Regions from separate parts of the Homo sapiens genome. Here regions 1 and 3 are each linked to region 2. Evidence: chromatin loops called from intact Hi-C (ENCODE). Cell type or tissue: IMR-90. All regions are shown on one strand. Each heading gives the region's core, and the rest is flanking DNA. Links, peaks and the distances in the headings are about the cores only. Region 1 has its middle 110 kb from the start of CAPZA3. Region 2 has its middle 9.9 kb from the start of CAPZA3. Region 3 overlaps PIK3C2G (phosphatidylinositol-4-phosphate 3-kinase catalytic subunit type 2 gamma).

What was found. A loop is a pair of places that touch in the nucleus more often than their neighbours do. Peaks named below come from ENCODE experiments on the same cell type or tissue, not always from the same donor. Only the 100,000 strongest peaks of a DNase experiment are listed, where the experiment ranks them.
Region 1: a loop joins it to region 2, with 8 times the contacts of the local background. A loop is called at or near these places in 1 of 110 quality-filtered maps.
Region 3: it touches region 2 in a loop (4-fold over the local background); 1 of 110 quality-filtered maps calls a loop at or near these places.

Annotation. Positions count from the first base shown.
Region 1 is chr12:18,846,891-18,852,387 of GRCh38, forward strand. No RefSeq gene overlaps it. Among named protein-coding and RNA genes, the nearest start is that of CAPZA3, 110 kb to the left of the region's middle. In IMR-90, for the core only: no CTCF peak of the experiment used is centred there; a DNase peak (open chromatin) is centred at 2,401.
Region 2 is chr12:18,745,231-18,750,727 of GRCh38, forward strand. No RefSeq gene overlaps it. Among named protein-coding and RNA genes, the nearest start is that of CAPZA3, 9.9 kb to the left of the region's middle. In IMR-90, for the core only: no CTCF peak of the experiment used is centred there; a DNase peak (open chromatin) is centred at 2,951; H3K27ac peaks cover 717 bases.
Region 3 is chr12:18,380,746-18,386,242 of GRCh38, forward strand. PIK3C2G (phosphatidylinositol-4-phosphate 3-kinase catalytic subunit type 2 gamma) reads left to right here. Exons shown (of 33, transcript NM_001288772.2): 14 at 1,021-1,135. Among named protein-coding and RNA genes, the nearest start is that of PIK3C2G, 120 kb to the left of the region's middle. In IMR-90, for the core only: no CTCF peak of the experiment used is centred there; a DNase peak (open chromatin) is centred at 2,576; H3K27ac peaks cover 1,776 bases.

The DNA of each region.
Region 1 (5,497 bases), core at 243-5,242, 100 kb after region 2:
TCAAGGCTAAAAGGCTTGACAAAGTCTTTTTTAATACCCTTGCAAAAGAAAGAGTAAATGTTAATAAAACTGGATGGATTTGAAATGAATTGAAAAGCCATTTCTTGAGGATACTGATTAATGATGAAATAATGTCACTCTCTGTGGGCTTTGCCTTCTGCCTCATCTTGTTCAACAATTTTATCAATGACTTGAATGAGGACAGGAAACATATGTGTATTATATTTGCACCTGATAAAAAGCTTAGAAGGGTAAGGAATATGTTGGATGACAATATGCCAGTATCATGAATCAAAAAGATCTTGACAGGCTAGAAAGATAGGCCAAATCTAACAAGATGGAATTTAATCAGGATAAATATAAGGCCATTACAACAACAAAAAACAAAGAAACAAAAGAAGCATGCTATTTAGGTACAGGCTGAGGGAGCTGTGGCTTAAAGGCAGCAGGTGAAATGATGACTGAGGAATTTAGTTGAGTTCACAGAAATCTTCACAGTATTGTGAATTGTCATTAAGAGCTTGTTCTTTAGCATCAAAAGGATGGGGAGTTAAAGTCCTGAATCTGACACTTATTCAAGATTAATCTTGGTAAATTACTTAATCGCTCCACACCTCAGTTTCCTTATATATAAAATGACATTGATAATAGTAAAATCTTCAACATGAAGTCTATGTTACTTTTTTATGTAAGCGCTGAGCCTTAATTCTTGAATAGTTCATTACTGAACATTTCCTTGAATATAACTTCCTTTTCCCATCTTTCAGTGGGAGAAGAGATAGAAAGGAAGACATGAGGAGGTAAAGGGGAAGTAGAAAAGAAAACAGAGATGAAAGAAATTAACCAATGTTTATTGAGCAACTACTTTGGTCCAGGTACACTGTGAGACACTCTATATATGTGAAGTCATTTAATTCTCATAGCAAAATGTAACAAAGATATAATCTCCATGTTAGACATGAGAAAACTGAGGGTTAGAAAGAATAGTTTCCCCAAAGTCAAAAGACAGAAAATAGCAAAATTGGACTTTGAACCCAGGTATGCACTCTGAGACCAAGATTCTCACCTCCACCTTCCATTCACCTCAGGAAAGAGTCCTTTGTGGTCTCTTAAATGACAGGTATCCTCCACATTCCCTCACTCTATCTGTATGGTCTAAAATTCAACTTGAAATATTATTCTATTACCACATTTATATTAATGTTATTTGGTTTGGTCAATCTGTGAGAATGTATTTTAACACATTAAGTTATGTCTATGACTCAACATGCCTAAATAAATTCAGTAGACACAATAACATTCTTGATAGTCATCCCATTTCTTTAATAGTAACCCTTCCCATTACTGGTTCCTAAAAAGTTTTCTTCCATGGGCCTCTTTATGTAATTTTGCTTTTTTTGTATTTTTATTTAAGTCATTCCTTCTTCTTATTTTCCACCAACGGCACATAAGCAAACCATGAAGCAAGCCAGCAGCAGTGGCAGCAGAACTACTTATTATATAAACTGAAAGAAATAAATTTATTCCACCTAATAAAAAATGCAATGCTATGCACTTGTAGGTTATCACCTATACCAAAGTAATTTGGAAAGAGGCCAGCAGGGACACATAGCTACAGGGAGAACATTATATTCCTCCCACTGTCAAAGTCCCATGCTACCCACACGCTTCCATCCTTCAAAACTAAAGTCAAACATCACATTTCCTGTGAAGTTCTGCCTGACCACATCTCCACCCCAGGTGAGAGTTGATCACACTTTCCTTTGCTCCATATCTTTAATATTTCTTATAGAGCACTCGGTATACTGAACTGCAAAAATTTGCTGATAAAACAAGATGTTAAATTATAAATTTAAATGAAGGAATCAACACAATAGATATTACATTCCAAAGGAGGTGCTAGACCATTTGCAGAATTTTAAAAATAGATAATTAGAATAGTTAAACAATACCTGAATCCCTCATCCACCTTGAAATTATAGAAAAAATGAAAATTGAGATAAAGGATGGATTTCTAATTAGGTTTCTTTCTTCTAAGACTCTACTTAAGAGTCCCATCCTCCTTGGAGATACAGGAGCTCTCAAGCCTAATAAGGGAGCACCAATGAGTCTGCTTTTGAAGCTTAGCATGTGAACCTCGAAGCTAGGAGGAACACAGGGGAATAGTATCTGACTCCCACCCAAGAAATCTGGAGGCAGTAGAAATGGGCTAATGAGCTGCAATTATCTCAGAGCATTGGAGTGTTGCTGCCACGTATAAGAAACAGTTTGCAATAGCAAAGTATGCTGAGGCAAGGCATTTTCCAGCCTATGACATTCTGCCTTTGAAGTCTACTCTATGGAAAATGTTCTTTTTAAGCTTGTCAATGACTACCTCCTTCTGAGAAAGTCAATAAACTCTTCTAAATCCTTGTGATGACTCAACAGCTCTGAATGAGTTAGTGTATGCTTTCGTATTCAAACTTTCACCTTCCTTGGTTTCTGTGATCATTCAATAAGGTATTACGCAAAGACCATAGGCTTTGAAGTCAAACAGACGTAAGTTTGATTTAATATAATCAATGGGTGCTTATTGAATGCACAGTGTGTACCAGGAACCAAACTAGGTTCTGAGGATCAATGTTAAACAAAGCAGACATGGAACAATGTTAGACACAGAACAACATGCCCTTACTACGCTTAATATTTTACCCAGCTATGCCACTTTCCAGCTATATTACCTTGGGAAAATTTGTTAAATTATCTGTGCATAAGCTTTCTCATCTAATAAAGGAGAATAATATTACCTATTTCATGGGCTTTGTTATGAGGATTAAATGGGGCAAATTAAGTAAATTGCCTATCAATCTCTAACAGACACATAATAGTCATTCAATAAATGTCCAAGCATTTCACCTTCCCACACTCTCCTTACCACCTCATCTATTCCCTGCATATTCTTATATCTCCTACTGCTTTTGCTCCACTTATTCTTTAATTATCTCAGTCCTGCCCTAGTCAGCAGATATGAAATGCCTGCATTCCCCAAAGGTTTCCCAGCTCTGTCTTTCCTCATTCTTTACTTTCTCCCTAAGGAAACTTATTCACTCCCTTGGCATCAGCTACCACTTCTAAGCAATTCCTGCTTCAAGCTATGTCTTCAAATGTGATCCCTACTTCCTATCTCACATTCCCATGATGTCTCTATCTCAGCATGTGAAAAAATAAATTCACCATACTCACCTGAAATCTACTTCATCGTTTATGCCATTGATATTAATTAAACTCATTTAAACAAACATTTATTAGGCACCCATTATACACAAGCAACTTTTCTGGGGCTGGGGACTCTTCTTTCACTATCTGAGATCAAATAGACTCAAATAAATTAAGATAGGGTCAGTATTCTATATTAGCTGAACTCCCACTATTTGCTGTCAAGAATTCACGAACAGGCCAGGTGCTGTGGCTCACTCCTGTAATCCCAGCACCTTGGGAGGCCGAGGGGGGTGAATCACTTGAGGTTAGGAGTTCCAGGCCAGCCTGGCCAAAATGGTGAAACCCAGTCTCTACTAAAAATACAAAAATTAACTGTGCATGGTGGCACACAGCTATAGTCCCAGCTACTCAGGAGGCTGAGGCAGGAGACTCGCTTGAACCTAGGAGATGGAGGTTGCACTGAGCCAAGATTGTGCCACTGCACTCCAGCCTGGGTGACAGGAAGAGACTCTGTCTCAAAAAAAAAAAAAAAAAAAAAAAAAACAAAAAAAAAAACACACACAAAACAAAAAAAAAACAAAGAAAAAACTCAAGAACAAATAAGATTTGATTAGCAGGGGATACTTGAATCTACAAAGCATTGTAGCTTACACATAGTAGGTGGTCAGTGAATGCTTATTTAGCTAAATTCAATTTAAATTAATGGTATAAACAGAAGAAGAAAGTCTTAAAGATGTCATGCCAGGAGTGGTTAATAATCCAGGAGCATAGTTTGAGCATAAAGTGAGTAATTGGCGGTAAATTTGAAAAAGTATTTTGAGATCAACTTTGGAAGTCTTTAATAGAAAGACAAGTGGTTTGATGTTTATCTAACAAGATTAAGTAATGAACAATAAGATTAACTAATGAACAAAGTCATCTAAGAAATGACATTTGTCTAATAAATCTCCTGTAATAAAAAACCACTAAAAGCTTTAGAGTAAGTGAAAAACACTATAACAACTATTAAGATTTTTCTGTGGGCAACATGAACTTGAGAAACAAGAGTAGAGAAATGACTTCAAGTGCTATTGCAAGGAAAATATATATGGAAAGAAAGAGTTGTATGCAGATGTTTTCAGCAGGCTTTTTCATTGTAGACAAAGAATGGAAACAACCAAATATCCATCAATTGGTCAATAGATAGACAAATTGTGATACAACTCTTATGATAGAATGCTATTCAGCCATAAAAAGGAATGAACTACATGCAACAATACAAATGAACCTCAAAAGCATTCCACTAAGTGAAAGTAGCTTCGTACAAAAGTGTGTATACAGAACAATTCCACTTATGTGACATTCTGTAAAAGACAAAATCATAGGGACAGGAAACAGATTGGCAGTTGCCAGCGGCTAAAGGTTTAGGACAGGAAGTAACTGCAAATTGCCACAAGGAAACATTTTGGGGCGATAGAAATATTTTGTATCTTGATCATGGTGGTAGTAACATGACTGTATATGCATTTGTCAAAACTCATTAAATTCCACACTTAAAAGAGTGAATTTTATTGTATGTAAATTACACCCAGGTGAACCTAACTTTTAAAAAATGCTTTTGCATTAATTCTTGCAGATCATTAAAAAAGATCCAAATTACATCTGATACCAGTGTCAATGGAAATTGAGAGAATGATTCCAAAGTACATCAAAAAGGAAAAAATGATAGATGTCAGCAATTACTCACATGCAAAATTAAGGGAGAAACTTTATTCTGAAAGCATGGTAGAATCACTAAAAGAAATAAAGACTCCAAGTTGAAAAGTCTAACAGGCAGTGAGAAACATAAGATAGCAGCTTTAAAAAAAAGGCTGAGTTAGAAATCAGAGATTTCTAAATAGTCTGTATAGTTTACATTTCTACCTATCTGACTAGGTGACACTGCTATGTAAATGTTGAATAAAAGATGCATTGTGGCCATCCACAATTAGACTGCAGGATGGAAAACAGGAAACATCCAAAGAATAGAAAACTTTAGAAAAGGGGCACTGACAATCTTTAATGTTTCAGAGTAGTCAAAAATTTTAAACCAAACAGATATTCAGTGTGGATTTTGGAGCCATTGGGTGACTTTTCTCAGGCTCAGAACACAATACCTCAAAGTATAGTACCTTGACATGTGAGTATTTTTGAGCTGAAGAGAACAGGAGGGTCTCAGAAGCAAGAAGGTGTCTCTGACTTTCTGCCCTCTTGTCTCCCTCTTTGCTCTCTCTTCCCCAAAACAATAAAACTTAGAAAGGTCACTCTCTGACCTACCTCC
Region 2 (5,497 bases), core at 113-5,112:
ATACTACATTTTCTCCCATATAAGTGGGATCTAAACATGGAGACAAAGAAAGGAACAACAGACACTGGGGCCTACTTCAGGGTGGAGGGTCAGAGGAGGGGCAGGATTTAAAAATTACCTATCGAGTATTATGCTTATTACCAGAGTGATGAAATAATCTGTACACCAAACACCTGTCACACACAATGCACCTGTGTAAAAAACCTGCATGTGTACCCCTGAACCTACAATCAAAGATTTTAAAAAGTAAAATCATAAAATAAAACAACACAAAATAAAATCCAATAAGTCATTGGATTCCTTTGTTTCTATCCTTGAAAGCATTTTCCATATTTATTCCCTTTGTCATTTATTAATTATCCATTTATTAAAATTCAATTCATTGGGTCTATTTCTATTTTGCAATTTTTAAAATTTATTCTCTTATCCCCTTAATAATCCTTGTTATTTTTCACTTATCAAGTTGTCTAACTGGTCTGTTTTCATTTCTTTTTCTCTTAGTCTCCAACCTATTCTATGAAGTTTTTCCAAATTCATCTTTATAAGCCTCAATTGCTTATTAACTGATATTCCTCACAATCCTGATCAAACACTTTTTACAAATATCTACTAAGTAGGGGATACATTTCAAATTCCCTAGCTTAGCAGTCTAATGTCCTCCATGACCTGAGTGTCCCTATCTTCCAGCATCTTTTCTTTGTCTTTTCTTTTTTCTTTTTTTTTTTTTTTTTTTGTTTGAGATGGAGTCTTGCTCTATCGCCCAGGCTGGAGTGCTGTGGTGGGATCTCGGCTCACTGCAACATCCGCCTCCCAGGTTCAAGTGATTCTCATGCCTTAGTCTCCCAAGTAGCTGAGATTACAGGCATGCGCCACCAGGCCTGGTTATTTTTTCTACGTTTAGTAGAGATGGGGTTTCACCATGTCGGCCAGGCTGGTCTCAAACTCCTGACCTCAGGTGATCCACCCGCCTCGGCCTTGCAAAGTGCTGGGATTACAGGTGTGAGCCACCGTGCCTGGCCTCCAGCATCTTTTTTAAAAAGCCTGTTCTACTGGCCTCACCAGAGGTGCTCTAAATTCCCTAAAAGTGAACACATTTTATCTCTAATTCTGCCTTGGTACTTGTTCACCTTATTTTTGTTTGTTTGTTTTTCAGAGATGGGAACTTGCTATGTTGCCCAGGCTGGTCTTGAACTCCTGGCCTCAAGGGATCCTCTTGCTCTGGCCTCCCAAGTTGCTAGGATTACAGGTGTGAGCCACCGCGCTCAGCCTGTTCACCCTAATTTGAATATTAAATGTGTCTGCGTGTGTTCTGCTTCTGTTAATAAACTAAAGGAGGAATTTTTTTTTTCATTCTTAGGTAATATAGTGGAAATCTATGAAACACTGTGTCAGACTACATAAGTTCAAGTCTTTATTCTACCAATTACTATCTTTGTAATTTTAGGCATAGTTAAAACATATGATTTGTTTGATACTCAATTGTTCCATCTGTTAAATGGGGAAGATTTTTGCAACGTTAAAATTAGATAGTGAGTTAATTGTACAGCACTTTGCAGCTGCAAATCTGCAGCACCTCGTATGGTGTTTACATATATTTCATGAGCAGTAAATGATTGGTGAATGAGTAAATGTCCAAAAGAAGAGAACGTCCATCAGTCTCACAGGTTGGCCAGAGCTGGACAGGCAATATTTCCCAGTGATAAGAGAAAGCTTCTGAGAGCATCATTCCCCAGTCCAGCCAAGCTCTCTACCTTTCAGAAATTCCAATTTACAGATACCTCTGGGTTGGATGTACAGATTTGCAATTAAAAAGTGTTTCATGGTACCTGGCACATAATGAGAATATATAATTTCCTCACTCTGTTATTTCCCTGACAATTCACTCCTGATGTCTTATTACAAGCCAAGTGGACATAGATTCTTTAAAAAGGTGCCGGGGGCAAGATTTGTCTTCCAAATTCAGTAAATCTGGATCCCAACAGGAAACAGATGGACAAATACCAATCTAATAATTCAAAGAAGGTATAATGAAAGAATTATCAACAAAGATGTGGAAACACATGGAGTGGTAAAGTAACATGAAAGCAGTTCATATCTTTAGGCCTAGGTTAGGGAGTGGTCACTGGAGCCTGGAAGGAGGAGTCTATTTATTGGGCCACCATAAGAAGGGGTGTAAACTTCTGTGGAACGACACTGACAGTCTAAAGACATTGCTCAGGGAAAAAGCTAACAGCATAAATGTTCTCCTCCTTTCTCCAGTCTCCGTCAGGGCTCTCTAGCTAACTCAATCTACAAACGGAGGACAGACAAGAGAGCCCATGAATATAGTCCATACACATCAGCCTCCACAGGTTAACAATAGGGTGGTGAAGGGAAGAAAGTAAGACTGGAAGAGCAAATAGGAGATATCAAACATCCATTCATCTGAATGCTATTTCTGACACCTTACAGAGCTTCATTTTGATAAGATGAGCATCTGGCATTCACTAAAGATATTTTATCCTTTTGTTCATTTGGAAATGCCATTTGTTTAAGTAAATAAATATATTTTGTATCACTACATAAAAGATGTGTTTGGAAGCTTTTCAAGTAACTGTTCTGTATATTTTAGTCCATTTTAATTCCCCTGAAAAGGACAACCTCTTCTAGGTTATAAATGCAACAGCTTTCCTGAATTAATTTTGTTACACAAATATAATTCTTACCATACTGTTCTTATCTCCCTAGTCACTTTTCATTCTTATTTTAGAATATGTAAAGTGCCCTTGCTTTGCAAACACCATGTTCAGACTCCAAACTCATGCAAATAAAGAAGAATTTGTGGTGCGAATAGGATTTGCTAATTGGACAGATTTATTTTCTTCATTCCCTGGGAATGTGATCTGTGACCCTAATGGCATGCAAATGTAGCCTAAATTCAGAGGCAGTTGTGGCATGAGAGAGTGAGTTAACTTATTGGTATGTAAGACTGCTTTCTTATCAAACCTGGGAAAACCACTCAGCTAGGCAGCCAACAGGCTGATCTCAACACTGTGATTTGCAAACACAGTGACAGTGAAGTATCATATAAGGCTTATTACTGAAGATACTGGAAAATTCTATATACATTATATGTTTTTTAGCAGGGATATTGGAATAATTTCTCAATGCTTCCTAATAAATATTTTGCGCATTCACCTCAGTATTTCATTTTATACCTCATTTTTGGATAAAGTCTCCTTCTACAAAGAATTTTCCTTTTCTTTGGGAATTTCCTTATGACTAATTCCATTCTTGCCTTGAAAAATTCATGTTGAAGACTTCTGCTGATGAGCCATGTATAAGCTTGAAAACAGTTTGAAGACTTTAATAGTTTTGTGTTTTGTTTTTTTCTTTCTTAACTAAAAGACAATAGCCACCATACAGTTTTGTTTCTTCATTTATAGTTCGGGAAACTGAAACAAGGCCCAGATAATTTGAGTGCTTTTTTAAAACAATCATGCAACTTTAATCAATACTATAGTCCTGGCCCAGCATTATATTCACATTTTGTTCCATTTCCTCTATTATTACTAAGCCCATCAGGCAGATCTTAGGAGGGTTTAGACATGTGAGGGTTTGGACACAAAGGATATGGTTGAGCCAACACCTAATTTCAGAGAAGATGCTTGGAAAGAGCTTCTCACATTTCCATCATTATGGGGCAGCCCAGCTGTGCATTATGGCAGAAGTAGAATTGGATGTCAATTTTTTTCCCCTGTACCTTCTGATAATTGGAGGAACTTGCCCTAAGAAAGAAAGTCTCAACAGCTCCATTCTCATTTCTATTTCCAAGTTGCCGACAAGTGGGTGGTACTTTAAAAGAAAATAATCTACAATTTCTTAGTAAATCAAGGTAACTGTAATGCTCTCATAAGTTGTAACAAATCTTTGAAAAATATCTTCATATGGCTGATGAAGGGTAAAATTACTGAGACCTTGAGTGGGACGCTATAAAGAAGAGAAGTAAATCTTACCCTTCTTTCTTCTAGCAGTATACACACACTTTGACACAAGAAACTGTTCAAATCAACCAGAAAATAGCAATCTTAATACAAAAAATGGGTGAAGTATATAAAAACTTATAGAACAGAAAACCCAGAAGAACTAAGAAAAAAAGCATATGAAATCATCAAAGAAATGCAAATTAAAACTGCAATTAGTTTTATATCACACTTTTAAAAAGGCAAAAATTAGAAGCCAGTTTAGGTAAATTCTGGTTAGAGGGTGTGTGTGTGTGCGTGTGTGTGTGTGTGTGTGTGTTTAGAAGTCTCATACATTGCTAGTGGGAAGGTAGACAAGGGCTGCTGTCAGCCATGTGGCACTATTTAGTCAAATTAATCGCAGGCATGCCCTATGACTTAGCAATTCCATTCCTGGGTCTATTTTTTTCCAAAATGCTCACACTGCTCTGGAAGAAAACATGTGCAAGGATGTTCACTGCAGTGGCAGGAAGTTAGTTGCAATTTCGATGAATGAAAAGGTAAAGGTGGCAGATACACACCAAGGAGTACCAGGGACAGCTGCAAGTAATGGAGTAGACATACCCAGAGCAACATGAGTGGATCTTAAAAGCACACAGCTGGGTAACAAAGAGTAAGACACAGTGCGATTTATATCACAATAACAAATGCAAAAATTGAAAGGAGATGCTTACAAATTGCAGTATACATTTTTCAAGAACACATGCTCTTTTAAAAAAAAAATACACATTAAATGTATTAGAATGGTTGCCTGTGCAGAGAGGAGAAAAGAAATGAGCTATGGGGAATAAAAGAAAACAGGTGAATAAAAAAAGCTAAAACAAGGGAAATAAGAAAGCAAACCAAAAATAAACAACCAGAACCACAAAAGGAGGAAACTAAAGGGAAAACAAACAGAAGTAAAAAATTGTTTTATTTATTCAGAAGCAGCATGAGGTTAAAGCTGCCAAAGCTAAACTGAAATATGTCCCCACATTTTCCCTCTCCTCCGCTTGTGTCAGGGAGAGAGCACCACACTTCAACCTTGCCTTATGTAACTGTGAGTGGTCTGTTGTAATCAGATGAGGCTGAGTGCTGGGCAAGGGTGTGCTCTGAGCAAAGCAAGAAATGCCACTCATCTGGCTGGGGTTGAATTTCTCAAGACAAACACAAACTGGGATTGGAAAAAACAGATTATCTCTGTTTTCACCTAGGAGGTGATTGGAAAAAGTGAATTTGGCTTCATAGGCTGTCACTGTTACCAAAGGATTGTTTAGGAGAGATCAAAAGAGGCCAGGACCTGTAAGCAGTGTCAAATTCTAACTGGGAAATTGAAAAAGTTGTGTATTTCTTCTTACCAGATCAGTAGATTATGAAAACCTGACCATAAAGATATAGTATAACTGTACTGTGATTCACTCAAAATTCTAATAATTTTCTCTTCTATAAAACTGCTTCACAAAGGAGTGCAGAAATTTCCTGCCTCTCCAGTTGCCCCCTCTAATCCTCAACTTTGT
Region 3 (5,497 bases), core at 145-5,144, 360 kb before region 2:
GCTGACAATATCTTTAAATAGAGAAAATGATAAAAGAGGCAGTCTTCAGAAAGCTAAAGGTCTAAAGAAAGCTTTATTTGTTGAATTTTTTCCTCATGCTTTGCATAAGATCTGTTAAATGGCAAGATGGAATTGTATATTGCTTTTAGAAAAGCTCACTGGATGCATTAAAGTTCTTTATAAACTTAAATTTAATTTTGTTGACTTTCAGTTTTGCACTTTCAAGTTGGCATATTAAAATCCAACACTGTTTTCTGTGATCACTGGAACATTTTACTGATATTCTGACTCATATACCTAGCCAGGTACAACTTCTTTTTTAATTCACATAAGGATCTGTGGATTTGGATGTTACTGAAGCTGTTAAAACCATCCACAAACTCTTCCCTGTTTAAAGCCTTTCCTGTATGCACTCTCATTTACTATGGTAATTTACCACCGATTTTTAAACATTTAGAATATGAATAATCTTTCTATTTATGCATAAGGAAGCGTTTCCTCCGTGAAGCCCCACAACTATTTTTATTCTGCAGATCATATGCTATGCTAATTTAAATCTTTTTTTTTTTAATAAATTTAGAACTTGTATCTTTAAAGTTTCCCAGGGGATTTAGTCACTCCATGGAGCAAAATATGTTCTGAAGAGTTGACATCTTTATTGATTTAAGGCAGTTGTAACTCCAATAATATAAATCTGAAATTCTTAGTCCCACTTTATAATCACCATTGATGGCAATTAAAAATAAATGCTACCCATTAGAAACCACTGTGGGCAAATAATTTTCTCATGTGCAAAATAAATGTAGGCATTTATGAAAATAGCCAAGCATGTGGTATATTAGAAACGAACTGTTAATCAGTGTCTAGGCTGGTGGACTATCTCATTTCTTTTCTAGCAACTGAATAAAGCCCCTGTAAGAGCGGATTATGTTTATATTCCAAAAGAAAACATTTACAGATAATTATAACTTCCCTCATGAAGTGACTCCTGTCTGTGTGTGTGTGTGTTGTCTTTTGCAGAAAATCCATTCTCGGGTCTATGCTGTTCAGCATGACATTACAGAGTGAGCCTCCCGTAGAAATGATAACTCCAGGAGTGTGGGATGTAAGTCAGCCATCCCCGGTGACCCTGCAGGTAAGTGCCAGGCTAAAAGATTAAAGTACACATGGCAAGTATTGGTTGATACGTAGTTTGTTGTCAATTATAGAAACAATTTCTTCCAGGATCACACATTTTAATAGCCTTCTCTGCCTCCAGCCTTCTGGGATTTGTGAAACCTCTACTGCTTTTATGTACAGTACTCTCAAAGCACTTTTCTCCCAGCTTATATAATGGCAATTTCAAACCATTCTCCATCCTACAAGGTCATGTTGGAGAACTATGGAGTGTTGCCATTAGTATACTCATTATGGGCATTCATTTTCTTTCTATTGTCTAAAAACAGTCATTGGTATGTATTATTAACTTGGTATCCTACTCACACCTGCCTCTGCTTTGTGTCATATTTCTTTAAAATCTCTTCTGTTATATGTTTCTTAAAATGACTAGCAATTAACTGAGTAGTAGAAAAAAAACTGCAAAGTAATTATCCTTCTTTTTTTCTTAAAGTCTCTCTACTCTGTGTGATTAGTGATCATAAAAGAAAGGTGGTAAATGACTTCAGCCTTTGGTCCTTACTGCTGACAGCTCCTTATGGGTTCCTGATTGTAGTTTGTCAGGTTGGTTGGAAACGTGAGGCATGCACAGTCTCATACACGGAAATTCATGGAATATGAACTTTTCATCTCTATAGGAAAAATTAGAAAATGCTCTCTGGGCAGCACCCTCTAGAACAGAGTTTTTCAGCTTTACCAGTGTTGACATTCTGGACAAGAGAATGCTTTGTGGTGGGGGCTGCTCTGTGTATTTCAGGATGTTTAGCAACATCCCCGGCTTCTTTCCACTAGATGCCTGAGGCACTTTCTCATTCTGAAAATCAAAGAATGTCTCCAGATATTGTCAAATGTGATTTGAGAAAAGGATTTCCTCAGCTGACATCACTGCTCTAGAAGAAGTCAGTAGAGTCTCCAGGCTCTTAAGTTTCCAGGCTTGTGGTGAGGGGTTTGGGACATAGAGTTGAGAAAGATGCGCAGAAAAATATTTAACATGGAAAGGAAAAATTAATGCTACTAAAATATGGCATCACACTCTTGCAGAGGAAGATTCGACCACGTGACACCTAAAGGTCCACTTCTAATCTGTGGACATGTTAAAAAAGAATGCTTATTCAGATTAGATCTTGGCACAATATCATAGACACTCCACACACGATATCTTATCAATTAGCACTTGTTCTGTTTTAAAAGAACAAAAAGATAAATATATCCATGAATAAAGAGGAGAGACTCATCACAAACCCGGTAAACATATTCTACTAATGAAGAAAAATAGCAAAATGCCAGAGGTTCAATTCAATCACATTTGATTCATGTTTTACATATGACTACTATGCTCCAAACATTATGGTAAACACTCTTACAAAAATGAGCGAATATGTAATACTAAGCCAGGAATTCAAGGAATGCAAAATCCAGCTGGAGAGACAGACTTTCGCAACTCACTCTGATGTAATGTGACAGATACTATAGCCATTGTAGGGACACTAACACAGCGAGAATAGCAATGAATATTTCTGAGGGAAAGTAAAGAAATGTAAAAAGTCTGGGGACAGACACCCAGAGGACATGACATTTGAATGCCCTTTCTAGAATGAGTAAATTCTCACTAACGAGTTTAAGTGGGAAGGATTATCCAGTCATAAAGGAATGCACAATGCAAACACACAGATTCAGAAAAGAGTTGGCAGTTTCAAAATATGGCAAGTTAGTTAAGATTAAAGAATAAATTATGTGAGGAACAGTGGTAAAAAGTGGAAAATCTTTAGGGCACTAGATTGTGTACCAGGTTTGGACATGATTATCTGGGCAGTAAGTCATAAAAAGTAGTTCCAGCAATGTTGTAGAAAATGCCTTAAAAAAACAGGAAGATCGGATATGTGAACACTTGTTTTGGTTTGGGTTTGGGTGTTTTTTTTTTGAGACAGAGGCTCACTCTGTCACCGAGGCTGGAGTGTAATGGAATAAACATAGCTCACTGCAGCCTCCACCTTCTGGGGTCCAATGATCCTGTCATCTTAGCCTCCCAAGTAGCTGGAACCACAAGTGCATGCCACCTTGCCCTGTTATTTTTATTATTATTATTATTTTTTTTTTTTTTGTAGAGATGGGAGTCTCACTATGTTGCTCATGCTGGTCTTGAACTCCTGACCTCAAGCAATCCTCCTGCCCCAGCATCCCAACGAGCTGGGATTACAGGCGTGAGCCACTGCACCCAGCCTGGACATTTATTAGAAGAATATTTTAGTGATCTAAGTTAAGGATCATAGGGCCAAAAACTAAGAAAAAACAATTAAGTGGTAGATTTTAGAAACTTTTTTTAAACAGAAAGGGGTGCAACCATATGAAGGAAATATATAGGGAAACAGAGACAGAAACTTGAGTTCCTGAGTTCATAGCAATATCTTCAGTTTTAAGAATGAACACAGAGAAAAGATAGACAGTCTTCAACAGAGTAATATGAAGAACTCAGTTTGAGATACCTTGCATTTTATATAGGCCTGTGGGGTGTGTAAGTGTAGATATAAGTGATCTTTCTTTAAGAAGACAAATGTATTTTCTATCAAACTATTTCTTGACAGGTCCAAACCACCTTAGCTTAATGAAAATTTTCAAGTATGACCATTGTCAGAGTTTTGTGGATATAAATTCATGATTTTAAGGTTCTATGGGGCAGAGAAGAGTGATGGTGGTAGAAGAAGGAGAAGAAGGTCTATCAGATGAGACTATCCTTGATTCTTCTCAGATGAGGTAAATAGTTCCTTTATCAACATAGATTTTAGCAAGTGGAATTTGAAGGAAAACTTCAAATATTCAATAGTGGCACCGATTTCCACGTAAAGATCTGGATCCATAATAGAATTCATCTTAGAAATAAGTGGAAGAGGGGCATGTAAATCATTCCACAGTATGCGAAAGTTAAACCATCCCATTTTTACAAAATAATTTCAAATTGTATAGACACATGAAAAGCCTCTCAGCATGATTTTAATTGGTGATGCAATATATAAAATAAGAGTTATTAAGGTAGTAAAGGCAAAACCTTTAATAGTATCAGTTTAATTAAATAGTCAGCTAAATTTAGAGCAGAATCTTTCAACCTAAAGATTATGAGATGGTGAAATTACAACCAAGTTCTGCATCCAGTGTTTCGTTAGGGAGTTAGTATGAGTCTCGGGGAAAGACATCTGGCTGAGTTAGAAAATCTGGATTCTAGTCTTCCTTTTACAGAAAACTTTATGACCTTGAACAAGTCACCTAACCTATTTTATCCTCTGCATAATGAAAAGATTATACTAAGCCTACCTGACTTCACTTTTCCGATTGTCCTCATTAGATGGTGGTTACTGCCACACTGCAGCCACTCCAGTATGACAAGGGATGTAATATGACACAGATGTGATCACTTCCAGGCAATACTTTTTTCAGGTCCTATGGTTGATTGATGTGCCGACCGGAAGCAGTCGACAGAGTGAAATAGATTTTAGTTCAGAAGTGGAGGCAGATAATACATAAGTTACTGCTTGACTCACTTAGCCTGGGTCTCCTTCAACTTCCTGCCTCTCCCCGAATGCAATCTAGTGGAACAGCTCTGTCACATATTTAAGCACGAAATGCAGAGCTGTTTCATAGAATTCATGCGGTTCTTGTTCTAGTCTATGTTTCTTTATTATTATTATTATTTGGAGATGAATTCTCACTCTGTCGCCCAGGCTGGAGTGCAGTGGCGCGATCTCGGCTCACTGCAACCTCCTCCTCCCAGGCTCAAGCAATTCTCCTGCCTCAGCCTCCCAAGTAGCTGGGATTACAGGTGTGCGCCACCATGCCCAGCTAATTTTTGTATCTTAGTAGATACGGTTTCACCATGATGGCCAAGTTGGTTTCGAACTCCTGACCTCAGGTAATCCACCTATCTCGGACCCCCAAAGTGCTGGGATCTATGTTTCTCTACTTCCTCACCTCCCCGTTTGTATCTACAATCACTGTATTCTGGCTTGCCACCACTCTTAACTGTGGTTAGGTACCTGCTAGTTCCTAGGTGCCAAACCCAGTGATGGTTTTCAGTCCTCATCAGGCTAGCCCTCCCTCTGCTCTTCTTGGCACTGTCTGTCTCTTCCCCATAACTGAACTCCCTCCTCTTCTTCAAAGAGACTGAACTTTCTCCCTCCTCCTTCCACAGAACCAAACCCCCTCCTCCTCTGGCTTTGGTGTTACTGCCCTCGGTTATCTCCTTCCACTGCTCTCTGATCATCCTTTGTCTCCTTCCCAGGCTCTCACCAAAGACAATTCTCAAAGGTTCCAGTCTGCAGCCCGCTGCCGTGCACAGTGGACATATTCTCCC